2 separate regions of the Mus musculus genome follow, and region 1 is linked to region 2. A link is a loop called in an ENCODE intact Hi-C map of the cell type or tissue named here. Cell type or tissue: gastrocnemius. All regions are shown on one strand. Each heading gives the region's core, and the rest is flanking DNA. Links, peaks and the distances in the headings are about the cores only.

Region 1 (15,622 bases), core at 5,589-10,588, 130 kb before region 2:
AACCAGTGGTCTTGCTACTCACAAAGGAGGCTCCTTCCCCCCCCCCCCACCCCATTCTGGCTTGCTTTGCTGTTGCCAACTTTCTACAGCTCTGATCCGTTATCGGCAAGTGTCATCCCTTTGCCATACATAGAAACAGTGAGTGCAAAGAAAATGCACTGTGTGGGCAGATGACTCAGAAAGCTTGACCGTGGGGTAAACAAACATTCTATCTCCAGTGATGATAGACTGAAGGCCCTCAGGGCAGGCTGCTGTCTGCTGCCTCCACAGGCACCTCCTCTTACTGTATCCTTGCATAGCTCCACGCATGCCACCAGCACACACAACAAACCATCAATTAAAGATGGCTTCTGGCCCAGGTTTGAAAACTACCCTGTTGCCCTATAGAGCTCTATGTGTTCACTCCTGCCCTCTCCTCTTCCACTCAGTGCCCAATTTCTTGTCTCTACCCAGCTGGGATTACTGAATCCCAGATAAATGAACAATCCAGTCATCTGGCCCTTGGCGGCACCAACAGACAATCAGAACAGTTGTCTGGTACTCTGCTGGTACTCTGGATTCCCTTCATGCTGCTCCTGATGTCTGCTGAGTGAGTTTTGTCAGGTAATGTTCAACCATAACTATAGGAAGAGGCACGCTAGGAGAAATGGACTTGCCCTATGCCTAAACTGCATGAGCAGTGCTGAACTTCATTGTGCAACCTCAGGAAGGAAGATGGGAGGCAGAGAGACTCGGGAAGTTGAAGCTAGTGCCCACCTATGGAGATCTTGTCTCTGTCCTCTCTGGAAGCCTCAAGCCTGCTTCGACCAGTCTTCCAGTTGATATAGGCCCACTCACATGATCCAGTGTAATCGCCGTTACTTAAATGCAGATGATAGTGACTTCAATAGCATCCGCAAGTGGCTTCACAAGTAACCTCTTTAGAGTCTGATGGGCCAAGGGGACTTTAGCTTGTTCTATTGATACATCAAAAGATGTACCAGGGGTAAATATAAACAAAAGAATAGGTAGATCATGTGGTGGTCTGCAGGTGTGGGGAGGGGGCGAGGCAGGGGAGCAGGTCAGTACTAGAAGGCAGGAAACTGCCAGGTTCTGTTTGGAGTTGGAGGTGCAGTATCATCTAAGACTATTGGGGTAGATTGTGGCCTGAGGCTTTGCGATGTTGAAACACTCAGGTAAGAACAGAGCCCAGTTAGTCGGTCCTGCAGGGTCAAACTCAACAGACAGCATCCCTTCTGTCCCTGCACGCACCTTACAAGGGGTGCAGTTTCCCATGGCGTCGCCAGAGGGCGCCCGAATTGAGGAAACGACCTTAGGAGGTACCCAACAGGTGACCTTCAGGCAGTGATTTCCCTACCCTAGGACACTTACACAGGCTGTCTCTTTAACCTAAAGGCTTCAGTGACTGCAGTCAGAGAATGGCTGGTGCACACACTTTCCTCTGCCGGGGAGAGGCTGGTGGCTGGGAGATGGTCCCAAGGCAGGCTGCCCAAGAGGATATCTGGAGACACTCACCAACCTCCTCTGAGCCTGGATCGGTTCTCCCACTGTCCCGAGGTTTGGAAAAGTATATTGAAACAGGAATGGAACGCAGAACTAGCGTCAACAGTCACCTGGGAAACAGCCCCATTGGTCCAGGCTTCCCTTTCCAAATTCTGGAAAGGTCTGCCACTCTCCTCTACAAAATAGTCGTCTCAATAGCAGCCTCTTCCATCTATAAAATTAGGATCCCAAGACAAGAAACAAATCGTTTTTATTTGTCCCCCTGAATTTTGAGATTTAAAAGGATTCATAATATCACGTGCCTCTCACTTCTCTTTAAACGTGCAGTGTCTGATGGAACACCTTTAAAGGCATTATGGGTTTTCAAGGAAAGAAAAGCCACTACAGGACTTCTATCAAGATTTTCACATAGTGACATTATTTTAAAGCAAGGACAGAAGAAGGCTGGTATGGCTTTTTTTTACATCCCCCAAAGGTGGGCAGTGAGCAAGATGGGGTATAAGAGACAGAAGTAATGAGCGTCTCTGCATTTATTATATGCACTCTGAGAAGTCTAAATTGTGCCCAAAAGGGGCATTTAGACACTCAGAGAGACTGAGCAATAAACACAATTCATACTTAAATACAGCAAAGGTCAGGGAAGGAAGCCCCGTCCTTCTCTTCTCTTCAGATGTGGGTCCAGCTCATGTGTGGGTTTGGAAAACCATGACAGGAACGGGGGTCTGGGAGCCGTCTTGCTGTCAAGAGGTTTCTTGAGTTTCCTTAAGACACTCAGCCTGGATTCATTACGCCTTGTCACAGAATAAAGAGAATTAAATATTTTTCTAAGGCTGCAACTAATCCTAGAACTCAAACACGGAGAGGGGGTCCCACATATGAAAAGTTTGTGACATTTTTATTGGAAATGTGCAGAGATGTTGTGTTTAAATCCTCAAGATGAGGAAAATGACTTTTTTTAAAGAAAAAAAAATCCCAAATGATTTTCATTCGTCTGTCCCCAGACCTCTCCTAGCAGACTCAATTAAATAACATAATATCTTTTTTGAGTCATTTAGAAAAATATTTATATACCAGTGAAAGCAGGGAGAAGCTTTTAAAGATCTTACTAACTGTATGGTAGGATATGGGCAAATCTTGTATTTATGGTGTTTTTTCCACACTAAGCGTTTTTCCTCCCTTTACAGGCACGGGCACAGGCTCTCATTTATTTGCAATCAGTGTGTTCCACAGTCCACAAAGAAACTTTTTTTTTTTTTTTAGAGCAAAACTTGCCCTAATGAAATTCAGTAATTCTTTATAAAAAGAAAAAAGGATCTTTTATATGCATTTTATACGCACGGAATATATAAGTGTGGTGTGTACCTGGTAAGACTGATTTCTGCTGACTCTGTAATACAGGTAAATCAACACGGTCCAAGGCACATTATGGGCCACAATTTATTGGGTTTTTATCTTCAGGTAAAGACTTCTATTAAGAATATACAAGTGTCTGCATACCTAGCCTGCCTTGTTTTTCACAGGGGTGTATACATAATCTCTTTTTAAATTTGCTTAATCAAAGCTTGCTATATTGAATACATTTAATTGGAATCCAGTGGTTAAAATATAAAAATTTACTGCTGTAGAAAAGTTTTGATTAGTACTTTCCATTAGTGAGTGTTGTTGATAAACCCTCCAACTGCACATTTGCATCCAGACAACTGACTTGGCCTTCAACTCCACAAATACATTATTTCCCATAAATATTCTTAATGAAAGAGCTGGTCTGTTTCAGAGGAAGTAAAGGCAGTGAAGAATTTTACATAATTGGGGGGGGGGGTGAAGGTACCAACCTTGATAAACACATGCATGGGGGCCTGGGAGGGTGAATTATTAGGTGTGGAAAATAGAGTCTAGGAATGCTCTCTCACACGGAGAACCCTCAAGCTCCGTGAGAGCCTAGCAGAAGCAAGCTTCGTCTCTTCCCTGTCCTTCGTCCTCACTCAAACCAAGAATCCGATGGGGGTGGGGAAGGTTTTTTGCTCTGCTGAAATATTTTGAGAAGATGGCAATTAATGCTATATTTTATCAAAATGTAAGAAATAAATAAGTGGAAGGAAAAAAATAAGGAAGGGGAGGTGGACAGATTTCCAATTCTCAGAAATTTTCGAATTAATCATCTTCTGACATTTTCCTACCACTTTGCAAAACATTAGTTAATAGCAAAAGTGAGAATAAGATGCAGCCTTAAGGGGATTCATCTCTTCTTTACCCCGTTATGAGCTAGATATCCAGAAGGACACCAAGGCTCGATGGCCTGACCCAATCTGGAGTGATGGTGGTAGCTGCTTCGATACCTACCATAAGTCACCCTCGCAAGCTCTGTCCCTCACTGCTGATTTCTGAGTTCTGATTTCACAGGCCACAGGGGAAAGCCTTGTGCATGGACACTGAGGTCCGAGTCTGGATTCTTCTAATACTTGATTTTAATCCACTCTTAAGAATGAGTGATGCTTAAGTACAATCCTCTTGTCGTTCTGCGTTGATTAAATCCTATTGGCCAAGGCTTCCTGTGGAACTGTGTGCCATGGGAAAAGGAATCCAAACAGCAGCAAGTGGAGAGAGGGCACAAAGTCTACTACATACACGCAAGACAATGTCACCATGCCGCCCCGTCGCTTTGTGTATGTGCCTGCTGCCACATTAGAAGCATGATGAAGCAGGTGTTCTGGAATGTTGCATGCTCGCCTCCTCTAACCCCTTATTCACAAAGATCTGGAAGATGACGACTATGTATGGCAGCTGTAAGAGACTGTTTAGTTGCTTCCTTGATGGTGAGATAGGGTCTGTGAAGGCGTATAACCTATGGCTTACTCTTTGATCTCTCTTCACCTATGGAAAACTGAAAGCGGTTAAAGAGCAATGTGGAGCCACACACTTGTTCTCAGTTGTTGAACTCACTGCCGTTAGCTAATGAGGAACCTGTGCAGGGCGTCTGACCCTCTGGAGCTTCCCGAGGCTCTTTCCTTGCAAAACTATCACCTCTGCAAATGGAAAGTAACTCAATGATGGCAGAGACTAATACTCACTAAGACTCTACTATGAAAAGGGTGATAGACTAGAGACTCCGTGCATAGGATAGGATCATTTCAAGTGGGAGTGACTCGAATTGATTGCCATGAAAAGAAACGATCAATGAGTTCGGATCATTGACTCCAAAAGCAAAGCATGTAAAGGAACCAGTCTCTGGGTAAGATGTCTTTGATCACAGCTCCCCTAACATTCCCCATGTCTGTTTAAACTTTGTTAATTATATCTGACATTTTAGCACATGCTACTCTTACAGACTAATCAAGGGAAAGAAAGAAAAAAAAATGTAGCTCAAAGCCTGAGAAGAATGCAGTTGTATTAGTTTTAAGAATGAAAAGAACACTGTTCATATGATGACGTCCAAGGCCGTTTGGCAGAAGGACCATTGATAACTTCCATTAGCAAGCAGTAGCTTTATGTGCATTCGAGCCTCGTGCTATCTGGTCATTCGATAATAATTATCAAAGAATGTGCTTATTAATCACGTGGCTGTGCACGGAGTGGGTGTCCACAGAGAGTAAGAAGCGAGCTGTGTGTCCTCTCAGGAAATGAAGTGTTCACCCTGACATTCAGCCAACGGGATGCTTAATGCATCTATCATAATTACCGACACTCAAAAAGGCAATTTTCACTCATCTCAAAAGACTTTATAAATTCTGAATTTGTAGGGTTTTCGTTAATAAGGTATTTCTATAATATTTCCAAAAACTATTTACTCTGAAAAAATGTTTAGAACACCGATGTGGCGCACTGATGTTTCACTAGTGGTCTGCAGTTCAACAGGCCTTTGCCATTTACAAGGGATATTCTGCATGCTTCCTCTATAGAAGTGCCTTCAAGGACCAAGGCCTTTTTGATTATAGAAGGATCTTATTGTTGGAAGAAATAATGAGCCAATACAATTCAGAAATGTGCACAACATCAGTTTTAGGGAAAATATATTCAATAAAAACATAAATCTTTCCTTTTTAAGGTTTATTTATTTATGTATTATATGTGTACAGCTGTCTTGTCTATGTTTATATCTGCACACCCGAACAGGGCATCAGATCTCATGGGACTACAGCGGCTACAGATGCCTGTGAGCTGCCATGTGGGTGTTGGGATTTGAACTCAGGACCTCTGTAACAGCAGCCAGTGCTCTTAACTACTAAGCCATCACTCTAGCCCAGATTTCTTCCTTTAAAAAACATTTGCTTATTATTTTCATTTATGTGTGTGTGCTTGCATATGTTTATGTGCACCACAGGTGTGTAAGTGCCTGTGGAGGCCAGAGGTCGGCAGATGACCTGCACTGGAGTTCCAGACAGTTGTGAGTTGCCTTCTGTGTATGCTGAGAATGGACCTGGGTCCTCTTCAAGAGCAGTACATGTCCTTCAGCTTGGCGCCGCCTCTCCAGCCCCAACATATTTCTTTTTAATGTAAAGTAATGGGTGTTCCAAATTAAAATTCAAGTCATACCACATAGAAAATTGTAGAGTGTATTAAATATCCCTGATAATTCTGCCTAGCATGCAAGAATAGTCATTTACCAAGAATAGCCAGTTACCACTTTTACATATATCAGTCCAAACAGATTTTATGTATAATATATGTATATATTTTGCACATTCACTATACATATGTTGTATTTATATAAATTATATATATTATTTTGTATACATTTTGTATATATTTTGTAATAAATATACATATATACATATTTTTTAAAAATAGCAAAGTATGTGTACATACCACAGATTCTTAAAGTATGGGGGTATAACCTCCTGGGCCATGTAATAGAATATTGGGTGTTGTAAAAATTTTGGCAACACTAAGAGCTTTCTAAAGGCAAAAAAATGAAAATTAATGTTAAATCAAACAAGTAATGAGTCTAGGGTGTTTTTGGCAGTGTGGACAGTTCACATCCCATGATTTCACTGAAGACCAAGCTATCAACATACAACATGCGCACTAATCCTGTTGTCACACTGCACGAAGTGAAGCAACATTGCTTAAAACACCGTGGCTCAGAAGCAAGGCCGTTTCTCATTATGACTTGCAGGGTTTTTACTGTCTATGTAAAGTGTTGTGCTCATATGAACATAATAGTTTAGTTATGGAAAAGAAACTCTGTTAGTATTTTCTATTATCAGTATTCAGGGTGGAAGAAGTACATCCCTGCCCAGCAAGAACCAGTTAGAAAGCGGTTCCCGCAGCCACCAAGAGCCTATCTGGCATCACGTCTTTACACTGCTTGGCTAGCTTGTTTCTAAAGGGTCTGCGCAAATTGTTCTAAAGTAAACTTGGTTTCTTTAGCTAATATTTTAAGTGTGAGGGAAAGAACTTAAACAAATATGTGGATTTTTGTTACATTCCTCATGAGTTAGGGAAGTAGAACACACCACTCTCCAGCCGCACATCAGATGCCAGGCAGTCTGGACCACAGTTAGAGCGTCTATTGGAGGCTATTACTGCTGCAAGAAAATCCTGTTCCTAGACCAAGTTTGGGCAGCGACACCGAAGTTTACGAAGCTCATTTGCTCAACTCTTCCTTACTGAAATAACGGGCTTGAGTGTGATTATTGTTCTGTAGATTCAAATCACTATTGCTTAAAAACAAGAGAGCCACGGGAGGATAGCAAAATCGCCGGTTTGCGCTTCATCCTTTCTGATCACGCTCTGTCCCAGGAGCCGTGGGTTTGCAGTTTTCATCTCCCCTGCAGTTTATCTACTGCACTCGGAAAGAAAGACCGACTTTGTTTATAAATTTCTAAGAAGTTAAAACCACTAAGATCCACTCCTAGTGTTGCATATCACTAGCAGTATACAAAAGGAGATGAACCCTCTTAACGAAATCTCTCAGCAAGTTCTAGAAAGAAAAATTAGTTCGCTGGTCCCCAAGTGCAGACTGATGGAGGTGATTCTAGTGTTGGCATGGAATTTTCTTCTTTCTTTGAAATTTCCAGTTATAGGCTGGGCTACAACCCTTCGTCCTACATGAAAACACAGCTTTATTGTGGGTAGGAACAAGCCAATCGCTGTTAGCTGCTCTGTCTCCCTTTGCAATCCACGGGGTAAGAAGGCTACATCATGAGAGAGATGACTACAGAGCTGGTTGCCCAAATAGCTTTTTCCCCTGTCATGTTTTGATGGTTCCCGCCTGTTTTCCTAAGGCAGAAGAAGATGGGTTGAGCCTCTTGGGGGGGGGGGGGTTACTGTTTCTTTCCTGAGATGCTCAGTAGAGATGATGAACATGGGCCAGGGTGGGAAGCAGGGAGGACCCGGCTGAAATTTTGGCAAGGGCCGCAGAGTGGGCCCCACCTAAACACTGACAGAACACACGGTCCTGGTCCAAGCTGTTCCACAGATGTGAGCTGGGTGCCTCCCAGCTCCAGCTGATGTGGCTTAGTAGATGAAGTGGCATTTTCCCCTTAGGAGTCTCCAATGCTGAAATCCTCTCAGGGGATTGGCTGCTTATGATAACGCGTGCTTGAAGATAGCCCTCCACGCCCGTCTTTGGGTGACCTCATAGGCAAGAGGCAGAGTGGCCTCTGAAGGAAACTTGCAGAGTGGAGACTCCCGGGTGGGCGAGGTTCCCTTCCTGGTTTGGTAATCCTTATGACCCCACAGGGTATGGAGAGTGGTGTGAGGGTCTGGTCTCACACAGCTGTCGGGTGGGAAAGAGGGAACTGAGGCAGGAGGCGAGACTGCTGGCTCAGATATTTATTAGTTCACTGAGCAACTGCTGAGTGACAGGGGCTCCTCGCTCCCAGCAGGCGGCCATTCATGGAACATATTTTTAACGTGAATCGCAAGAGAATTAACAAAAATATGAAATGGCTAATTAGACTGCCATCTCACAAAGGCCCTGCCTGATGACAAGTTTCTTGGTCGGTCTCACCGGTTGCTGGTTTCCAAGCAGAATGAAGTCAGAGGCCATGAATCCTGGTCTCAGGCGGGGCCGCGGGGTGAGGGTTGCGGGGAAGAAGGGGATAAGGGTGGATATTCAGCAGGCCTTAATGTATTCCTAATGTGTTGGTGAGGTAAGCGTCTTCTAGAAGCCTCTGGGGTGGGGGCTGGGGAGGGCACCTCAGTTTGAGGTGGGAGCAGTGGTCTAGACACACAGAGTAATTCTAGAGAATCTGTTCTTTGTGCGACCAGTGGCAGAGTGGCCAGAAGGCTTTCTGGGAGATTTTAAACTCAGGAGCTGGTAACCCAGTTCTCGAGATCAGAAGAAGGATAGAAACTCGACTCTATTCGTTTGTGTAGGACTCACTATATCCCTGAAGGGTATACGAAAAATAAGTAAAATAAGGCTTTCTTCATTGTTTGATGGTTTATACTGCAGTTTCCCCATATTTAGAAGCAGAGTCCATGAAAGGCAGCATTGCTGGGTCATACTGAAGACTCTATAAGCTAAGCTTGGAAAGGATTTACAATATTCGTCTGTAACCTCATCTCACAAAAAGGAAGGAAGGAAGGAAGGAAGGAAGGAAGGAAGGAAGGAAGGAAGGAAAGAGAAAGAAAGAAAGAAAGGAAGGAAGGAAGGAAGGAAGGAAGGAGAGAGAAAGAGAAAAGACAAGATGAAGAAAAAGTTCTGTCCTGGGAATGAATAGAAGAGAGCAGCAAGGCCCTTTCTTTCATCTTCACGCAGACAGGCAGGCTAGCAGCCTAAGTCTAAGTAGGACTGGGGTTTTGGCAGCACCAGAACCCCAGATACTTCGGTAACCATTTTGCCATACAAACTACACAAAGTTTAGGGGCTCCAACGGTCATTGGTCTCCAAGAACAAAAGGCAGATCACCGCTGAGCCAGGTTCTATTTATCTCTAAGACTATTTACGTATTCATCTATTTAATTGTCCAGTGCCAGAAACAGAGTAGAATGAAATTGTTAACTCTTTCTGGGCAAGTGCTCTCCCACTGAACTCGGCCACACTGCTTTTGAGTTCCCTCCCCCCCTCCTCTCCCCTTCCTTCTTTCCTTTTGTGGGATGAGAGATCAAGCCCAGGGCCTTGTAGATTAAGAAACACGCATGCTGCCAGTTACACCCTTTCCCCTTCTCCTTAAGCTCAGTTACACGATGCCAACGGACTGACTCGGTGAATACGCGCCACTCCCACTCGGAGCAGAACTTGCCCGGAAACTCAGTCACATCCTACAGATACAGGAGTTAAGAACCAGCCACTCACTGTTGCCCTCAAGGGGAGGGAACATTTCATTCTGTACAAGTCAACTTACAGAGCTTGTACTTTCAAATGCAGAGAGCTGGGGATGAGGAAGCTATAAAACCACAGGAGGCAATGCTGTTCTCCTTTGCAGAAATGGTGATTTCTGTCTCTGTGGCTCCCTGACAGCAGCTCCTCTATGAATGTGACTGTTGGTCTGCGTGGACCTGAATGGTTTTCTATTGTTCAGGCCCCTGATGTGCAGACGCTTATAAGAATCGATCAGTAGGTTAGTCAATCAATCAATCAATCAATCAATATCAAGTCATCCACCCATCTTTCTATAAACAAAGCTAAGGATCGAGGAAGACACTGCCCAAGCCTGGCTTGATGAGGACTGTTATCCTCCGGCAAGCAGCAATGGTTCTGCTGTAGAGCATAAAAGAATGGTTTACTGTCCCACTTTTCAGATCCTACTCATCTGTCAGACAGGAAGCACACGCAGATTTCTCTAAATATATTTTACCAGTGACAGAAAATCTGAAAGTTAAAGCCAGGAAGGTGTTTTCCATGTTTCCTTCAGCATAGGAGTCCACAGGAACATTCAACATCGAAGCTTTGTGAATAGTGTTGGATGCTTATTAAAAATAAGGGACATAGATGACCAGCGTCTTGAGCAGCTCTTGCCAGTAAAGGGTTAGGGCTGTTCTGGTTCTAGAACCCACGTCTCAGGAAGGAACCATCCGAGATAACACAGAAAAAAAGAATTCTGTTTCTTGTCTAACAACTTAAAATCCCCATTCTCTGCCTTTCTCCTTAAATCTCAAAGTTGGTTTCGCTGAGGTTTTCTTGTAAAATTTTAGGGCTTTAATTGCATTTCTGCGGCGAGTCACCTTTGAGCTTTCTGTACTTTCTACATCAAGAAGTGTCTTTGCTGTAACGAGGAAAATATAGACAGATGTTTGCTCTTATCTAGACTGAGAACAGTTCGGAGGGCCCAGACTAAATGGGAAGGTGGCCTTGTGCTCTGAGCCTGTAACCAGGAACTATGGCCTATCAACAGAGTCTAATGGAATGGTCAACACAGAAAGCTCCTTTTAACCTCTGTAGCACTTAACATGATTGTCCAGTAAAATATTAGCCCCAAGGCCACTACTGAGTGGGAGGTCAGAAAAACTGGCTAATTTGGGACCCACTGGATTGCATGAGCCATAGCATCATTGAGATTAATGCAAGTCAAGGAGCCTCATGTCAGGGATGTGAGCATGTCAGGGATGTGAGCATGTCAGGGATGTGTGCATGTCAGGGATGTGAGCATGTCAGGGATGTGAGCATGTCAGGGATGTGAGCATGTCAGGGATGTGTGCATGTCAGGGATGTGTGCATGTCAGGGATGTGTGCGTGTCAGGGATGTGTGCATGTCAGGGATGTGTGCGTGTCAGGGATGTGTGCATGTCAGGGATGTGTGCGTGTCAGGGATGTGTGCATATCAGGGATGTGTGCATGACAGGGATGTGTGAATGTCAGGAATGTGTGCATGTCAGGGATGTATGCATGTCAGGGATGTGTGCATGTGTCCTAGGGTGGAGAGCTCTTAGACTCCTGGATCAATTATTTTCTTCCAGGACAAGGTCAGTGTACCCAAAGGAGAATGGCTAAGAGCTTTTCTGAGGTTTCACAAGTTACATGCTCATCACATTTGGACTCTCTACTGGATTTTGTCGGGGGGAAGAGGGGCCTTTCATATTGGATGAAATATCTGAGCAATCGGTTCCCAATACTCTTAAATAAGACTGTTATATTTTGTTTTGTGTTGAGGTCGTGTGTGTGTTTGTATGTGTGTGTATGTGTGTGTGTGTGGAGAGAGAGAGAGAGGGAGGGAGGGAGGGAGGGAGTTATTGGCATTATTATAGAAGTTAGTAGAATATAAATATACTCAAACACATTTACAAACCTTGTCTCAATGCCAAGCTCTGTATTGAGTACCATAAGAGACAACAGAAAAGAGTAAGTTACAACACAGTTCCACAGATGCGATATTCTACTAGGTGAGTGAAACAGAGATGTAAATAGTGACATGAAGCAGACTGTGATAGACTACGGTAAAACGACTACTAAAACCTTATGAGAGTAGATAAAAACACACATTGCAATTCTCAGTAAGGGACTTGGGCCTGAACTTGGAGGACGTGGGAGTTTGACAGGCATTGGTAGGATGAAGGGGTGAGCAAAGGGATTCCTGACAGAGGAATGTCTGTAAACAAATTCATTCCCGGGTAAGGGGCAGGTCTGCATGGTGATCCTCGTTCCTGGGACTAGGGAATGAAGCAGGAAGGTGGGAAAAGACGTGGAGGATTGGAGACATGCTTGTGAGAATTTGCAGAATTTTATTGTCAATGTATTAAAGTCCCTGAATCTGGGATTTGCTTGGAGCTTAGTGAAGAGCCACAGAAGGCAGTTCAGTTTAGAAATGGGTGTGTGTGTTTGTACTAGAGTGGCCTCTGTCTGCACACATATATGTGTTGTGTAAATATTTGCAGTCATGTCAGGGGAAAAGAAGAAGGCATCAAAAGGGAAGCAGGGAGCGCTGTGGGCTGGGCCTGTCTTGGACTTTCCCTGGTGTATAAGAAGGAACTAAGATTTGTGTGTCAAACCAGAAACACGTTTGGCAATGCCAGTAGCGAGGCTGTGGCCTTAAGGGTGCCAGGGTTCTGGATCCTAGGAACCTGACTTTTCACTCTCTTGAAGGGCTGTACTTATCAGTCCCAAGACCGCTGGGTACTTGGTCTTCGGCATACTTGAGGTATCCTGTGTTCCCTTTGGATGTCATTACTTGATAGCCTTCCTGCTGACTTTGTCCTATTGTAGGATAGCTTTCTGCTGGCCCTGTCCCCTGCAGACTGTATATAAGATGCTGTACTTAGTAAACTTGTTTAGCACAAGTTGTAGCTTAATGAAAGATCTCCTAACCCCAAATGTCCTATCTTCTTTGTTATTACTGATTTCTGCCCCCTTCCCCTCAGGAACCTATCACTGAAGAATAATAACCTGTTGGTCCTCATCAAGAGAAGACTGAGATGTTTGTGTTTGAAGGAGTGAGTGGATGGTAAAGCAGTTTTAGAAAGGAATGGCTGTATGGTAGCCATTCTATGCCACAGTCGTCTAGCTGAGAGGTAGCAAGGTGCAGGGAGAGGGGAGGCAAGGCAAACGGGCAGGTTCAGGTGTTATGTTGAAAACAAAACTGCCTGGCTTGACATCTAGTAGAACCGAAAATCAGAGGGAGGCATGGCAGCTAAGGATGAGGTCCCTGCCACACCTACCCCATACTCCGAGGCCACGCTTAGCTTATGGTTGGGAGTTGGAACAAGTAACTACTTTGCATACTCTTTATTTAACGTAAGTGCAAATGAGGGCCGGGTTATAATTAAGGCCGAAGGCAGACACATGGCATCGAATGGAGATTATGAGAGGAACTAGGTTCTAAGTCACAATGAGGGAGTTGTTCCTCCAGAACTGACTGGTCTAAGGGACGGAATGACTCACCAAGGAAGACGCCCATTCGTGAGATGAAAAGCCTGTGGGCATCTGTGATTCTTCTGTCCTCCATATTTCACTCAATAGTAGTAAGGTGAACACAGTAATTCGGTGTTTACCCACTAAAAAGCAATAGAAAGGATGCACATGGGATGCGTGTGTGTATTCTTACGGCTCCTGGAGAATATTTGAGTTGAGCATCACCCATCCACTGTCTTTTTTTTTTTTTCACAATTGTGGTAAATCTTACTAAGTGACCCTAGAGGCGAAGTCTCTTGGATCAGATTACTCTACATCTAGATTAGGATGGAACGGGGTAGGGTGTGTGTGTGTGTGTGTGTGTGTGTGTGTCTATTTCCCCAGTTTTTGGAGAATGGACTGCTCAGGTTCATTCATGGTCAGACACTCTTTGCTACTTGTTTACGTGTCACTATCGGGACACATCATCAACATTGTGTAAGCCTTAAAAGGTAACTTTCAACACACAACACTGCGAGCCAGGGAGGAGAGAGAAGAGCAGCGCTCTGTATTAAGTGACATCATTTTAATCTCTGTTCTGACATTGAAAGTTCGATTCAAGAGATACAGAGGCTACAGGGAGGTGTCACAATGCTGGTTTTCTTTGTGTGGCAAAGCAGCTGTTAAAGAATACTGCACTTTACTTAAGTGAGTCTCCCACGGCTGGTTTAATGGATGCGCCTGAACATAAAAATTGCACAGTCCTGACCTGTGTCTGTTCTGGCCCCTTGTTCTGGAGAAGTGGGCAAGTCCTAATTGCATGATTTGGCTGTTTGCATACAAAAAGGGAACTCAAATGCATCTTATAAGTGAATACTTGGAAAGGGAGTAGAAATCCATCCATTAGTTGAAAGAGCTGAACATACCGCAGGATGAATAAGAGATGCTGTGCTCATTAAGTGCTTTGTAAACTGAAACTGTAAGCTAACAAGAATGAATCGAAATGGCCCAACGGCTGAGCTAGAGCTAGTTTTTACACCTTAAAATGAACCAAGCATCACCATGTGTGCCTCTGCAGAGGAGTTGCCAGTGTCCTTGTAGATGTATTGTGTCTGTGCATGCCAATAAACATCTCAGTATTTCCCACTGCTTAGATTCATCCTGGGGAAACATGTTTTATCTCTCTTGTCTTCTTGGATGAGTGCATGCATGTGTGTGAGAGGTTGTATGTCGATGCACATGCTGGTTGTGGGGAGACACATGCACACAGAGAGTCAAAGTTATCTTTATCATCTTCCATTTTAGACACAGGCTTTCTCACCTCACCTTGAGCTTACACTGTGCCACTATTCACCGGCCATCGAGTCAGCACCCAGCATCCTCCTTGTCTTTGCCTCTCTAGTATTGGGATTATAGGTACATCCTACCACACTGGCTTTTACATGGGTGCTAGGGATAATTTGGGTCCTCAGAATTGTGTGGAGGGCCTTTATACCAAAGAAGTCATCTTTATAGTCCATCTACCGGAGTCTTTATGTCTAAAATATATTATTGTTGTCGTTGTTTGCTGTGCTGGCAATTAAGCCCTGTCAAGTAAGTATTCTATCACTGGTATATTTCTATCTAGTGTCCTACATTGTAACCCTGCCTTTTCCTTGGATATTTAAACAGTAAGAAGTCTCATTTTTGCCTCTGACTGTGAGTATAAGAGCCGTGATGTAAGAAGTCAGGAACTCTTGTCGTATATTCTAGTTCTTCTAGGGAAGTTCCTCAATTCCTTGCCCTGATCTGCCTTCCTGATGGGTCAACCTGACCCTACACACACTTCCTGGTGGGTCAGCCCGACCCTACATGGCATTGGTGCTTTTCAGATCCTAGTCACCCTGCGAGCTTCAGTGGCTTACTGGCTCTCCCCCCTAGTGTGGAATGTTTGAGGTGGAGCCTATGAGCCTGCATTTCTACAGCTTCCCAGGCAAGATGATGCTGAGGCTACCCAGACCACACTTAGAGAACCAATGAGCTTCCTGCTTCCTGTTGTTCTCCGGACCATTCACTTTTTTGCTTAATAATACAGATGAGTGTGAGGGTGCTGTGGGGTGTTCCATAAACACTATAATGACTTGACATTTCTTATGGGTTATCTCTGCTTGGCTTTCCCTTCCTTCCTTCCTTTCTTTCTTCCTATTATTTACTCTGGTTATAACTCATTCTGCTGTGACCATTCTACATGATGAATTTAGTGATTTCTAAGGTGAGTTAGGCACTTTAAGTAATCCAATCAATATCACGGGGGGGGGGGGGGCTTTTCTTTCTTTCACGAGAAAAAGAAAAGAAAAATGAAATTTGCTTCAGTTTACTGTGAATCACAAAATTATCTGTTCTTTACTAGAAAGGAGAATCTCCCAGGAT
Region 2 (15,622 bases), core at 4,874-9,873:
CCCTTGTCTTAAGCAAGGGACATTGGAGCAGGGCAGGGGTTCTAGGAAGTCATTCTTTTGTACAACCTCCCAGAGCTACCTTCAAAGTCTACTGGCTTTGCAGGAGCTGAACTGATACTAATCTGAAACAATCAAATCTCAGCAATAAAGTTTGTAATTATGATACTTGGTATATACTTCGCACTTTGTATGGAAGGATCTCAGAGGCCTTCTCAGCCTGGGATGGACTGGACACACAGGCAAGTGGCCATGGCTGCTGCTTCCCTAGGGTCAGGGCTGCTTCTGTTATTAAGTAGCAAGATAGAGACAGTGGCCATGTTCTGTGCATGAACACACTCACCACACATACAAACACAGCAAGCAGATTACATACTAAAAGGCAAAAAAAGAGAGAGAGAGAGAGAGACAAACAAAACAAAATAAAATAACCTCCAAAACAACAACAATGAAACCTAAAAAGACTTGAATTTTGGATAAATTGGACTGTATTAGCTGGGTCAAACATTGAAAGCTAGGCTTCACTTTATTCTTAGTTATCATTAGCATGCTTGTATGTATGTACATGTATGAACGAGTGTGACTGTTTGAATCAGTCTTTTCTTCCACTATGGGGTCTGGAGAGCGAACACGGATGATAGGGCTTGTGTGGCCATTTCGTTTACCCACTGAGCAGTCTTATCAGCCCCAGGGTTGAATACTTTTGACCTGTTTTTCTTTGCTGTTTCTCCCAAGCCTCTTGTCACCGTATTTGTGAATACATTTGAAGGGGTGATGCACAGTGGAACACACCTCTCATCCCAGCACCTGGGAGGCCAAGACAAGAGGGTCACAATTGAGGCCAGCTTGGGTTCCACAGTGCAATTCTGCCTCAAAAACCAGTAAAGCCAACAAAGTATAGAATAGTTGTGGATAAATAAAATTTAAAAATTTAAATGTCTACATCTATTAAGGACATCAAGTCTTTTAAAAAAGCTTGTTTTTCTTTTAAGTTCATTGAGAAAAACAGACCAACAAACAAAAAATCTTTTAGGTGGAAATACTTTAGAAAAAGTCATGTAGAGGCACCTTTCTCTCTCCCCTGGTGGCCTTGTGTTGTGCCAAAGAGGGGTGACTTGTACTGTACCCAAATTACTCTCCAGACAGTCTTATTCCTGCCCTTAAATTAATGTGGAATTTGGGGTTTCACATTTAAAATGTAATTTGGACTCATTTTAGATGTCTTCCTACAGCTTAATAAACATCTTCCCCAGACAGATTCAGGGTCTGATTTTAATTTGTGGTAGGGTTGCAGGCAGCGTAAACGTCAGTTTCAGCTACAGAGAGTAAATCTGCCCTAGAAATAGAAACTGAAAGCGACTGGCAGTTCACTTGAGCACATACCACATGATGTTACCCACAGGAAGCAATGACTCCCTGAGAAGCCCCTACACTGGCCTGTGATGAGAGCCAAGTCTCTCCTCAGAGCCCTAAGCTGTGACCCAGAACAGAAAAGTTCCAGTGCTGCCTTCTCTGGATGTGTCGATCTGAAGTAAAATGGTAAAATGAACTAAGTTGTTGGTGGCGTAGGTTTGAGTATGAACAACCCGCAGGGCCACTACTGCTTCAGCCAGCCACTCATTCACCTGGGGGCCTTGGGCTAAGTCCTAAACGCCTCTGAACTTCCACTGCTTTATGTATAAAATATAAACAACTGACCAAGAATCTCAAAGAGCTTTATAACACTAAACTTACATCAGTTCCTGTGGTTCCCATAGTTAAGGAAGCTGACGTTGGAAGAGATCAACAAGTGCGTATTTCAGAGAAAGAATCCATCAGTTAAGAATATATCTGTCTAAAAGTCAAGGGAAATGGGTGAAGAATTTCTCACTGGGTGCTCTAGAACTCCAACTTCCTTGAACAATAGCAACAGCCCCCTTCTTCTTGGTTGTCCCTAACATTAAGCCTAACAGGGAAGGAAAGCAATGTCCTAAAGAGCAGGAGAGGGGACAATGTCTTCTCATGTACAGTCACAGGTATAAAACAAAGGTTTAACTTCATGTTATTTATTTGTATCTGCCATTTATTATCGTGCAGAATGACATTTTGAGGAGTCTTGGAAGACAGGCTCCCAGATGAATAGCTCTAACTTTTTAATGCAGTGTCCATTGGGACTGGCTGGAAACCTGGCATTTTGAAAACAGTAAAGATCCTTCAAACCCGAGAATGGAAGCATTGTAACTATCATGTATTAGATGCTACCGGCCCCGCCTGCTAAGCAGCCGGGATGACATTCATTAAGGTCCTATGCTGAGCTGTGGATGGTCACCCAGTGCCTGTGAAAGTTGTGAGCATCAATATGGTGGGCTAGAGACTGCCTAGAGAACTGGCTAAACACTATTCCTAGGGCAGCTGGACAAGTCTCCTCTGAGTAAAGCAATGTGCCTTCTCCATTTGAGTGTTCATCAAGCAACAGAGGGTCTGAAGGAAACCAAAGTTCTCAAGCAAAGGAAGGGGGTGCTGTCTCTGTATGATTACTTGTCTTCTCTTGATCTTGGGAAGGGACAACTCCCATGGATGCTTCTCTTTCTCAAGATCTTGGGAAGGGACAAATCCCATGGATGCTTCTCTTTCTCAAGCCTTCAGATTTCTACCAGGAGTTAGACTACCTGCTCGCCTGGGTCTCCAGCTGGTGGACAGCAGATTCTGGAGCCTCTTGACTTTCATAATATAAGCCATTAGCCAATTCCTTAAGTCAGGTAGGTATACAGGAGGTGGATAGATAGTTGGACAGCCCTCTACTTACGACAGGGCTGTATCTGGATAAACTCATGACAACTTTGTGAGTATATTTTGTAAGTCATAGCTGTATTTCATATACTATTGCAAGTCATACCTTAGCTGAGTTTACATAAAAATTATTAAAACATTTATATTAGTCTATATTTGAACAAAATTACTTATTCTAACAGTTATGTTATGGTAAAGTATCTCATTTGATTTATTGGGTCCTGAGCTGAAAGTGAAGCAGAAGGCTGGAAGAGTCTATGTTCCCAGCACCACAAACAACTGTAAGTCAGAGATCATCATCATCCATCCACCCACCCATCCATCTATCTACCCACCCACTCATCCATTCACCCACTCACCCATCCACCAACTCATCCATCCACCCATCCATCTATCCACCCATCCACTAACTCATCCATCCACCCATCCATCTATCTATCCACCCATCCACTAACTCATCCATCCATCCATCCATCCATCCATCCATCTGTCCACCCATCCACCCACCCATCCATCCACCCACTCATCCATCCACCCATCTATCCTTCTATCCACTTATTCATCCACCCACCTATCTATCCATCTATCCACTCACCCACTTATCTATCCATCTATCCATCCATCCATCCATCTCCTTCTTATTAGTGTGTTTCTCTGACAAAACTTGATTAATATAGTGCTCCATGCTTAGATTGTGACCCAAAGAGAGTGTCCCATATAACTTTACATATATTCAGTATGTGAACTAACAGAGTCTAGGTAGTAACATGATAGTTTAACATAGATATAATAGCATAGATATAAATAACGATGTCTTTCCAATCAAGTTCCTTCAAGTGGAGACTTCTAAAGTTGACCTGGACTCCATCCATTCTGGCACCATCCTCACTGCCAAGGTCCAAACACTATCTTCTCTTACTTGGTCTTCTGAAACAGTTTCTGCCTCTTGTGTTGTTCCTCTGTAGTCTAACTGCATTCTTTTATATATCTTTGTAAACTAAAAGGTTAGTCATGACGTTTTCCAGTACATCAACATTCTTCTATGGGTTTCCTTTGCATCTAGGACGTTCCCCCCCCCCCCCCCAAGAGAAAGCATCCTTTAAATGCTAAAGTGCTACACCTCTTGGAGGTAGTACTACTTTTCATTAATTTCCATGAATATAACAAGTTCTCTCCTGTTCCAGGGCCTTGACTCATCCTGTGGCCTATGCCTAGACTGCCTATCCATCTTCACTTTTGTTATTTTGTTATTCATCCTTTAGACCTTTGCTTAAACATTATTTTCTTAAAACTTTCTTCGAGTCCTAAGTCTGAGGTATGTCTAGTCTGTGGTGTGGTAGCCCCTGCTTGATACCATGTTGTACCTGTAGATATGTGTAATTGTTCAACGCCTGCCTCATATCTTCTATTCATAGCCCATGATAACTGGGGATGTGTGTGTCAGACATAATTATTCTGATTGATTTGACCATTGGGAAAGTTCATGCTTGCTGTCAGTTCATAGTGCTTCACGTAGAAGAAGGAGACAAGAGAATACCTACAGAGTCGCAAGGTTTATGGACCTGTAGAGATTCGACCAGAGCAGCACCAGGATGCTTGTCTGCTGTTGGTAACAGAGCTTCCTGAAGTCTGGGACTCTTTCTCTTACAGCACAAAGGGGAAAATACCAAATGGTTTGTTCCAGGAGTTCTGACTTTCCCTTTAGGTTAATGCCAAACCAACCACTCAACTGTTCTTATGAGAATTAAGTGCTTTCCACTTTTCTTTTTTTTTTTTTTTCTTTTTTTTTTGCCAGTGATTTCAGTTGCTTAAACTCTCCAGAAAGGTCAAAAAAAATTAACTTTTATTTTCAGTTCCCAAGCATCAAACCCATAAGCTGGGTAATCTTTTTTATAAATAAGGCATTCATTGCTCATAACTGGTTGTCAGAGCCACTGTCTGCTTCATAAGGAAGATGACATAACTTCTACCACGTGTGGTGACGGTGCTGGTGGTGTGTGTTAAGTGAAATAAATAAAAGCAATTATCTTAAAGTCCAATATGGATGAGAGAATTTGTTTTCCTAACGTGGAGTCAGCTTAGGGGTGCCAGAGAGCCGCTGGCATTCAAGAATGGCTGCCCAGGACAAACTTCTGGCAACCCCCTTTGGTTCACTGGTCCACAGCCAGTGCTTGTCTTCATAAATGAATTCCACATCTTTATTAAGTGAAGTAATTTTTGTTCATTATTTGAAACATACTTCAAATATTTTGTTTCATGATATCCTAATACAATTCCCCGAAGATCAAGGAAGATGGAAAAAAATCAATTATATATATATTTTTTCCAAATTTAGAGTGATTATATAAAGAATTACACTCCAACTTACTCATTACGATAAATATCATTTGACAACATTTTGAATAACTCAGGTGATCATGATTAAAGGTGTCCATAGGAAATTCTAACATGTTTATTAAATAGAACCCTCCTTTTTGTCCATGTGGAGGAGACCATGGAGTAAGAATGATGGATTTCATACCAACATCACACTTTCCTAACAAAAACGAGCACCTGGAGAGCGCCCAGCACACTCCACATGGGATACCTGTTTCTAGCTGGTTTGCCATCCACAGAATGGCTCTCACTGAAGTTTGACACAGATGAAACTTCAAAGTTGGCCCTTTGACAAATGAGCTAATTGGCTTCATCCAAAATGGACAGAATTCTTGGGGGAGGGGTTGTTTAAATTATTAGAATTGTTGGGTCAGAGGCAGAGAAGAACCTGGAAAAGGTCCTGGGCCATAGGTAGCAGAAACTAGACTCAGCTTCCCCTATTCCCAAAACCTTCTAATGAGTTTCACTGTTTTCTTTCCAGAGCTTATCATCATCAAGGAACTCTGAATTTGCATCCCTAATGCATCCTTCTCAAAGGTGTGTTGGCATCCCTGTGGGCTTAGAGTGGCGCTTAAGGCTGCTCTCCCTTTGGGCAGATGCCCACACACTCCTTATATGGGCCTCAACCTATAGCTTGTCTGCTTCACTCAGAGACTTATGTTTTTTTTTTTAATATTCCCTGGGAACCTGTCTTAATTGCACTCTTTTTAAAAAGCGAAAGCTTAGAAGTCAGATGAGTCAGAAAATGAACGTTTAACTGAATCTGCACAGATTGGGCCACAGAGACTCAAATGTACCATCTCTGTGTGCGATAAATTTGCTTTTCTTAGAGCTATTTTTATCAAAAGGAAATAGATATAAATAAGACCATTTGGATAAACACAGGTTAGAGGAGTAAGCTAAGACCTAGTGGGAACTCATTCCTGAACGCCAGCTCTCCCCCACCACACTTTGTTTTCACATTTTCTACAAGACCTAAGCATCCAGGCTGGCTGCAGCATCCCACACACCATTTGGTGGTAGTTCCAACCGATACAAAACAAAATATTTTATAACTGTGGCTCAAACATGTATTTAGCTTCAGCTGTGTTTTAAGAACGACGCCCAGTCTAACATGAATAAAAGATTATTTTGCCCTAAAGAAATCCATCATGGATAAAGGGAAAGAAGGGAGGTATGGAAGGCCGTCTGTAACAGCAGCTATCCCCATAGAGTGTTACCCAACCCCCTGGGGGGTTCCAGGGCCCAGAGGAGCAGACACAGGAAATGCTCAGGGGAAGAACGATTAACCTCACACCGCAGGCACATGTGGGGGCTGTGTGCAAACACAGATATATGTGTAGGGGTCGGTTTTGGTAGCAGAAGACTTCTGCTTAGTTAACTGCCCACACTAGGTGGGTTGTTACAGTATGTTGGTATAGAGTGGGGAGGATTTTAAATAGCTCCCACCACCCATAGCTTAATGCAGGAAGAAAACGTTCTCTTTGGATGACAACACCCCCACCTGCGAATAGAAACCATTTAGCCAGCATGCATTGGTTAGACTCAGGTGGCTGCCCCTGAGCATGCCCGAATGGGAACAATGGGCATTTAGAACTTTTTTCTCTCAACTCCTTTTGCAGATTCTCAGGGAAGTAGCTGAGTCACCACTGAAGAGCAGCATTTGATAGTGCTTTTAATGAAGCAGGCATGGCATGAGATGGGGACAGACAGATACTAGGAGTAAGAGGGACAGAACTCCTGGACAGGAGACTGGAAGCTTCCAGAGTCAAAAGTGCCCCCCTCCCACCACCATTCTACATGGAGCTGCCTACAGAAAGGTAAAACGGAGCTAGGATTCATCGCTACTGTTTGCAGAAACTGGAGCCTTTTCCAAGACAGAAAATTGGTATAAATATATTTTCTCTCCAGTATTTTTAGTCCTTGTCTATTTTTATTTTGAGCTCAAAACATGTAGATAGGCGTAAGATACGCAGAAAACAGATTTTAACAATCAGTGTTCGGTAAGATTTTCACTGGGAACACTTGGAAGCAGTTTTCTGTGGCATTTTCTCCTTGTAGGGGACTTCTGCAGAGCATTAATTTTGGTTCCTGGAGGCAAGTGCAAGGTGCTATATGAGAGTCTCTTAACAAAACACTAGTTTTCTCATGGCTTGCAGAATAAAGTTAAAAAACAGAAATACTCTTAGTGGGAGAGGGGGTCTGCATGGGCGTGAAAACTTTCGATAAAATTCACTATTGTCCCGGGGTTTCTAAGCTGATATTGGCAGCCACTGAATACACTCTTTCTTTTAAAGGGAAGGAATGAAAGAGAGAAGGAAGGAAGGAAGGAAGGAAGCAGGCAACTAAACCTTGGTCATCCTGGCTCACACGCGAACGTGAAACAAGATGGCTTCACAGAGCAAATGGCCCTTGTCAACCAACTGCTCTCTGCTTACTGAGTTGGCTCTCTGTACACCCACTCCTGTGTCTTTGCATATGAAAAAAAATGAGGCAGTAAAAGTGTCAGCCTGCTTTTGTCAGGAATAGCCAGTAAAAAATAATTGGAGGCGACTTCATACACCCCATGCAGAACAGTCGTGAGATAATTGATCCTTAATACGTTGCTCCCGAGTCTCCACATGCCAGGAAGAATTCTGACGTGTGGAGAAGTTACGATATGGCTTATTCAATAGAGAAGCTAAACAGAACTCAAGCTTCTTCCCGGCAACCTGCGATGGCATCCCACACTCTCTCCAGAGCATGCGGCATCCTGTGCAGCAGCTGCCGTCGTGAGCCAGAGGGGGTTTTCTTTTCAGTCTTCTTTCATACAATTTCCCTTCCTCCCTCCAAGGAACTGGCACCATCATGCCAGACACGCAACCAGAACTGCCGCCGTGTGTGGCTCTAGACACCGGTGAAGAAAGTATACTCAATTCCACCGCTCCCTAGAGTTTATTATCCCACTTAGAAAGGGCTGTGATTGACATGGGGCAGCAGGTATTTTTAAGTTTTGACGGTTATTTTCTAGTAATTGCCAGCCTTAAAATTGTAGTTTGTCAATCAGACAGTTCTCTTAAACCCATGACTGCATTCTTTTCCAGAGGTAGGGCAATTAAGGAGAAGTCAGTAAACGGCGATCCCTCACAGGCCTTTTTTCTTGTCATATAATTGTTGTTAAAAGATTCACTGCCACGACTGGGGAGGAGGCCATGGCATGGCATTTTGCATTCAGTAAAAATGTCTGAAACCTTTTTTTTTTTTTCAAACGGTTTGAGGTTTGGCACAGCCCTGAAGTCCATCTTGCCAGGCACTCTCCCCCTTAATTTTTAAACCCATGTGTCTTTCAAGGGGAATTTAATCCGTATGTTTCTAATTCATTTACACTTAACTCATCAAAATGGTGCTTTATAAGAACTATTTGATGTGCAGGGAGTCGTATGGCGCTCTCTCTCCTCTCTCTCTCTCTCTCTCTCTCTCTCTCTCTCTCTCTTTCTCTCTCTCTCTTTCTCTCTCTCTCTGAACTGAAAGGCCTTTCTTTCTACGAACCAGAAGATGGTATCATCCCAGGTGTAAGCCAAATGACTGGGGTGGTACTCAGGATCAATACTGAATTTAGAGGCAAGAAACTAGCCGACACAATGACATGAATAAGCCTCACATGCCTGCCTGCCTGCCTGCCTGCCTGCCTGCCCTACCCTCTAGAAAGGTCACTTTGACTCGTTCTTCCCTGAACAGGCCTCATTCACACGCTAAGAACAAAACGTGATACTGAAGCATAGTCAGTGGCATGATCCTTTTGGATTCTAGGGACAATTGGGGGCAATTGGGATTCCTACCTCCAAATCAGTGGAAATCAGGCCTGCTACATCTTGTTCAGTGAAAGCCTCACTGGGGAAGTAAACTAACCGCCAAATGGCAGAACCGGGAAGGACTGAACAGAAGTTCTGGTCAGGCATTGTTTGTGTGGATTGCGTTCCAGGGAACTGAGTGGTAATAGTAGAGAACCTATGGACCTGCAGGACCTGTGGACCAAATGGGGCACTGTTTCCCAGGCTGTAATCTCACAAAGGTAGACATAAAGATCTTTGAGGCTAAACTTAGTTTGAAGACAAACGCCATCATTTTGTTCGAGGCTTACAGATCCAGGCAAGGAATATTGGCACTAGGGCATAGGTAGGGATTCAGCCCAGGATGCCTGACCTCACTAAGCATCACCAGCGATGGCTCTACTGCATCAGTGCTTTTCCAAGCCCGAGTGCAATGCCACAGTGAGCAAATGGTGTGAAATTGATAAAACCAGTACAACCTGGTGTCAGCCATTGGAGATAGAAGGAGATACCCATGGCAACTTATGTCCAGTCAGAGTACTATTCCATAAAGAGCAGGCAGAGCATATGTATGTATGTATGTATGTATGTATGTATGTATGATGTATCTATATATGTATGATATATGTAGTACTTTGTATGTATGTATGTGTGAACACAGTCATCTCATTAAGGAATTGTGAGGCAGTCACAGAATTGGTCGTGGGAGCCACCGAAACGCACAGCTGCTCAAGCCCCTTGATGAAATACTCGGGTAGTTACACATAACCACTCACATGTGCCCAGTTTGCTCTAAATCATCTCTAGCTGACTCACGCTGCCTAATTTGGTCTAAATGGTGTGTAAATAGTCATGGTGCTGTGTTGTTTAGGGAACAGAAGACAATGTCTGTACATGTTCAGTACACACTAATTTTCCCAAAATGTTTTCAGGCTGGAGCCGTGGCTATAACAGCCACTGGTGCCGAGTGCCAACTGTATACTTGTGCATCAACACACACACACACACACACACACACACACACACACACACACACACACACACAGAGTATACTGGGTTGGGTAGAAAGTAATTCCTCATTGCTGCTGCTATAGTGTTTTTTAAAAAGATTCAAAACCCCTAACCACACTTTTCTTGGTGACAATTCTACCAATAGCGCTATCAATTGGCCTCACAATTCCTTAAACACGAGCATACGATCATATGGTACACTAGTCTAGTACCCCATAGGAGGCTTCACCCAGAGTTTGGGAGAAATAGGCAGTGTATAAATGGGTTGGAGGCACAGGGACACTGCTAGTTAAGAAAAAATAGTCTGATTAGGATTTACAAACACAAGCAAGCATGCCTTGCCATGTGTATTTCCCAAGTACGTCACCATCATTTACTAGTTGGAAACTCTTCTGAGGTCAGGACGTTCAGTAGTTCATCTCACACCAAGGAGCCGTGGGGATTCGTGGGAAGCTGAATCCCAGGCTGCTGGGTAGTGGCTATGGAAAGGTGAATTGGGTTAACTGGCTGTGCCACATCTTACCATAAAGCATCCTGACAAAGGCACTGTCAGACATCGCAGACAGCTTACCCTGAACCTAACAAATTAAAAGCTGCCTCTATGGTCAAGGATGGGAAGTCATTAAAACACCTGAGCATTACCTTCTGGTCTGTTGCTGTTGCTGTTGTTGTTTGTCTTTTCAGAATTGGTAATGAGGTGACATGCTCTCTGTGGTCACGAGGCGCAGGAACCTCTATGGGATTGCAGCGCAACGTTTGGCTGTTTGGGGATTGTGGTCTAAGCCCTTCCCTACATGTTGAGGTGGAGGGAGGAAGCAGTGTGACTGGCAGGCCCGAGGTCATATCCTGCAGGTGGGTGGGTGATAGTGCTACGGAAGCTCCCAGCTCTGAATTCAGTGGACATCTGCTCCATGTGGGTCAGGCTCACACAGTGGGAGGCAGGAGCAGAGACCGGTGGAAGTCTGTCAGCTTATCCTATCTTATGTATGGCCTGGGACTCCTGGCCTAAGGGGCAGCATGCTCTACCCATTAACTAGACCCCACAGACCCTATGGTTAAGGGCAAACTAGGCAAGCTATTTTGTTTACTCCCCCTAAGCTCTTTCCTCATTAGGGTAGTGGGGTCTGTAATAGCTTGGGCACCTGAATGGGACACAGCTTCTAGAAGCACAGCTCGCTAACACCCTGCACATGGTTCTCCCTCGCCCCTCTATCCTCAGAAGCCAAGAGGCGTGAAAAGGACGGAGAAGGATTAGCGAAGAGAGAACAGCAAGGCAACCCAGTGGGATAGAAGTGTGTGTCTGCCATTCTGCCTTAGATCCCGGGTCCAGCTCTGCTACGAGATCTCGTTATGACCTCAGACTCATTCTCTCCACATTTGAAAAAAAATATTTATTTGTATTCATTATTTTTACTCATGTGTTTGTGTATGTCTGCCAAGTGTGTGCACGGTTCCTTGAGGTCCAGAAGAGAGTGTCAGATCTCCAGCGGAAATTAACATAGTAATATGAGCCACCCAACTCCCGGTTCTGGGAAGAGAACTCTGGTCCTCTGGAAGAGGAGTAAGAGCCCTTAACCACTGAGCGATCTCTCCACCCCATCTTCACAATCTACAGAGCTCTCAGTTTCTGACTCTGTGAAGTGGGTTGGTTGGACGGAAAGACTTCTATGAGTGCATTAGGATAATAGAAATATTTTTCTACTGCTAAGGGGTTCCAGATGGTGAGGGTAAAATCTAAATCAAATGTTGCTGCTTGTGACCCGTCCCCTGGAGCTGCCCTTTCCAGAGGTAGGGAAGGGAAAAAAGTAGCGCTGTATGAGCAAACTGGGGATTCAGAAAAGCCATCAATGTGCAGGGAGGCCTCCGCGCATCTGTATGAGGGTGGATGCTGGTGAGAGCAGCCCGAGAGGGGAAACGTAAGGCGAGAGCAATTTATCTCTACATTCATACTAGATGAGTTTGTTTTAATTGCTGCTATTATGATTAATTCCAGAGGAATTAAATGGGATCAGCCCTTTCTTACAAAGCGTGGTTGAGCTGACCAAAGCGTTATGATAAATAAGAAAGCCAAGCAGACATGGGATACAACAGAAGACTTGGTGCTGTAGTGGAAAAAAAAAAGAGTATGAAAGACTTCTACTTCTTGACTCTGAAGGGCGAGGGATACAAAAGCCCTGGTTCTTTCTAGAGTGGAAACAAAACTACTTTAAAGACCCATCTTAAACCTCATCTTCGGATCTATAAAGAAATGGTCACCTAGCCTACAGCTCATGGTATGGGGAAGGTATCACTTCACCTCCAACCCGCTCAAAGTTTACCTTCTTGAAAAGGAACACTGATGACAAAATTTCTCGATGCATGATGATGATGATGGTGGTGGTGGTGGTTGTGGTGGTGGTGATGATGGTGTGTGATACACAGTTGTGGATATGTGCATGTACATGTAAGTATGAGCATCCGTGGATTGTCAAAAATTACAGTGCTAGCAAATGTCAGAGCCAGATTCAAGCCTAGCTCTAACAGCACTCACTGGGCAGGATTACACTGGACCATAGTAAGGAACAAGGCTTTGCCAATAAGCTTGTTCCCTACCCCTCCTCTAACAGTGATGCGGGCCCTGTGGAGGGCACAGCACACAGTCAAGTGGATAAGCAAGCCCCACAGGCAGCAAAAGGGCCAGCTGGCCATCTCAGTCCATGGGTCCAGCCCAAGATGTCGTCAATTCTTTAGAGATTCACAGACTCCTAGTAACTCATGTGAGTATACAAGATATCACAGTGCAGCCTCCTGGGAGCATTTCCCATTCCTATGAATACATAACTAACAGACTGCTTGACAGTTTTTATAGGCTGTGCTTTTGGGGGCAGGGGAAGCATATTCAGGTCAATTCCAGCCATTCAGACAGAAAAGTAAGGAATGATAAGGGATTTGAGGTATCTGATAGAGAGAGCAAAGTGTCCAGATAGGTCTTGGCTAGTATCTAACTGCCATTCTGGTTTCTGGGATGATAGCAGACTATCGATTTCTTCTTCTGTGTTGCTGCACCGATCGTTAATAAGCGCTCCTGCCAGCGTAGGTTCAGGAAGAAAAGATGTATGGCTATGTTGTTATGTCTGTGTACTCTGCAGTGGATGGACTCTAAGCCAAGTCAATTTCAGTTTTCCAGAGTGTAATTTAAGGAACGGCCTCTGATGTTACCAACACCCATAAAACGCAGCCCTCTGAAAACACCAACCTCACAGCAGACACTTCAAACAGAGTAATGGTGTGTGTCAGAAAAAAAAAATAATAATCACAAGCTGAAATTGGGGCCAGGATTTGGATTTCCAGTGTTGCCTGACTCCACCCTCCTGGTGGCTCCTCCTCCCCGCTCTGCTCTGTGGCTCTCCAGCCAGGAAACTAGATGGGCAGCTTTGTAACTCAAAGCAAGTCCCCTTTGAAGGCTTTTAGGATCCTGAGACCCACCAAGGAGTGAGCAGAAGAAAATCCCACTTTCATCTCCAGCTGCTGTAAGCTTTAAGTATAGGTCCAGAGTTCTCCCACCCTGATTACTTCGAAGCACATGTCAAGATTCCTTGTCAACACTAATTTCTGCTTCTAAGCCCTGACCTGACCTCTCTATGTAAAGTCTATTTATATTGATTGATTGATTGATGATTGATTAATTGATTGCAGTGCTGAGGATCAAATCCAGTGCCTCGTGCACGCTAAGCACGCAGTATGTACCACTAAGTGGCGCCTGCAAAGGAACTCACAGGTGCGATTGCGCACGTGAACTTTTAGTCCTGCTGGGAATTGAATCTAGTTCTCATGGCTAGACTCGCTTCAGTGTCTTCTTCACAAAGTGTCAGTTTTCCGTGGGTGAGAAGGCCTGGACCCACACTGCATGGTTCTACCTCACCCCTTCATGGTTCCCTGAAATCACCCAGGCCAGAAAAAGCCAGCAGGCTTTATAGGTTGAGTCCTCTTTTTTGCTCTCTTTCTGGTGCCTGGAGCTGGCTCTGTGTGATGGGTTTGTGCCTTTGTAAGTTTGTGGCCTCAGCTTCACCGTGAACTGAGAAGAACCAGGACTGCCCATATGAGGGAGAACTGGGGGAATGTCCCTGAGCTCAGCTGCTTGGTTACTGGAATAAAAAGAAGGAAGATGTCACAAAAGGAAGCCTGGGGTTGGAGAGCTACTGGATCAAGACTCATTCTGGGAATAGCAGCCAAAACAGTGACCGATGCCCCAAGGAGAAGTGTTCCCTGAGTTCACAGCCCCTGGCAATTTGTTATGAATCCACTGGCTGTTGGGGGCCCTCATCACAGGTCCACAAAGGGGTCTGGTTCTTTACATTTTACAGAGACGAGAGGTCAGATGGCACAGAGAGGGTCAGCGGCTTTCTGATGTCACACAGACAGGAAGTAGGACAGTGATCTGAGCCCAGGCCTTCAGAATCCCAAAGGTCACACTATGTGCACGAGACTCCACAGTCACAGGACGTGCCACCCCTTCCTCCCTGTCATAGATGAGAGCAACAGTGCTTAGGTATCCACGTGGTGTTGCTCTTTTTCTGAGCCTTTTCTCCTGCATCCCCAGAACTTTGTCTTCACCTTTCCTTCTAGAATAAAACCATGGCCTAGGGGCCCCTGTGGAAGCCAGAGTGTCCTTTATTCGAAGCTCCAAATGAATGTTAAAGAAGGACGATGCCATCAGCATCCCTCCAATGGCCACCTGACAGTGTTCATAGACAGGCCCTGGGACCTCTTCTCTCACTAGGTTACTCTTCACGATGGTGATGGTGGCGGATGTGTGTCAGGGCTGGCATCTAAGCCCTGGACAAGCAAATCTGACCCTCTGTTTTTACATGGAAAACCATGAATACAGACCAATGCAAGCCAGACTGGGAAGAACTGCTTGTAGACCTGGGCTATACTGGGGTCCATGCCCTGTCTGGGCCTCTAGACCATCATCTCCCAAGATGTTGCTGTTTGGAGAATCGAGGCAACGCTATAATGGTATCATGAATTCGTCATGAAATCACATGAATTCTTCAACTCATGTGAATCGGTGGTTATCTAAGCAAACTTAAAAAAAAAAAACAGCAACCAAATAAGCCCCCCTCTGCCAAAAACATTCTAAAACAGCCCTCAAATGATGACAGAAGTGGCACCTAGTATCCCAGAAGGCACAGCAGGCTAGGGGCCCTTCTCTAGTTCTCTGTGGATCACACACAGGGCATTTCTGATTATTGGTAAGGAGCTCACAGATAAGTCAACATGAACTCTAACTCTGGAAAAAAATATCAAGTGTGCATTCTTTGTTCCTGGCACACCCCTGATGCCCACCGAGCTTAACACTATGACTACGGCCTCAGAACCTTTAGCCTGGGTGAATTCCTCACAGATAAGCAGTTATGGTTGTTCCCAATGTACAGCGATGCTGACTTTGCAAACTCTCATCCCTTGCTTTACCATCAGCCTCTACCCCTGGGTACCAAAATTAATAATGATAATAATAATAATAATTAAAAGACAGCTGTGTGCTATGACATTAGACTGGAGAATAGAAATCTTGTCTTGGAAAACTATGGAAGAATTACATGCAATTTGGACTTTTTTATGACCTTTAAACGTGTTAACTTTAAATCTCATTTAAAAACTTGATGCTTAGTCCAGTA

Evidence for each region. Hi-C counts contacts between places; a loop is a spot of excess contacts. Peaks named below come from ENCODE experiments on the same cell type or tissue, not always from the same donor. Only the 100,000 strongest peaks of a DNase experiment are listed, where the experiment ranks them.
Region 1: a loop joins it to region 2, with 16 times the contacts of the local background. A loop is called at or near these places in 2 of 42 quality-filtered maps.

The regions. Positions count from the first base shown.
Region 1 is chr6:53,707,493-53,723,114 of GRCm38, reverse strand. No RefSeq gene overlaps it. Among named protein-coding and RNA genes, the nearest start is that of Tril, 110 kb to the left of the region's middle. In gastrocnemius, for the core only: no CTCF peak of the experiment used is centred there; no DNase peak of the experiment used is centred there; H3K27ac peaks cover 836 bases.
Region 2 is chr6:53,575,728-53,591,349 of GRCm38, reverse strand. All of the region lies in intron 5 of Creb5 (cAMP responsive element binding protein 5), which reads right to left. Gm33392 (a long non-coding RNA gene) reads left to right here. Exons shown (of 5, transcript XR_377683.2): 4 at 5,624-5,679; 5 at 6,765-9,999. Among named protein-coding and RNA genes, the nearest start is that of Gm33392, 9.3 kb to the left of the region's middle. In gastrocnemius, for the core only: no CTCF peak of the experiment used is centred there; no DNase peak of the experiment used is centred there; H3K4me3 peaks cover 418 bases.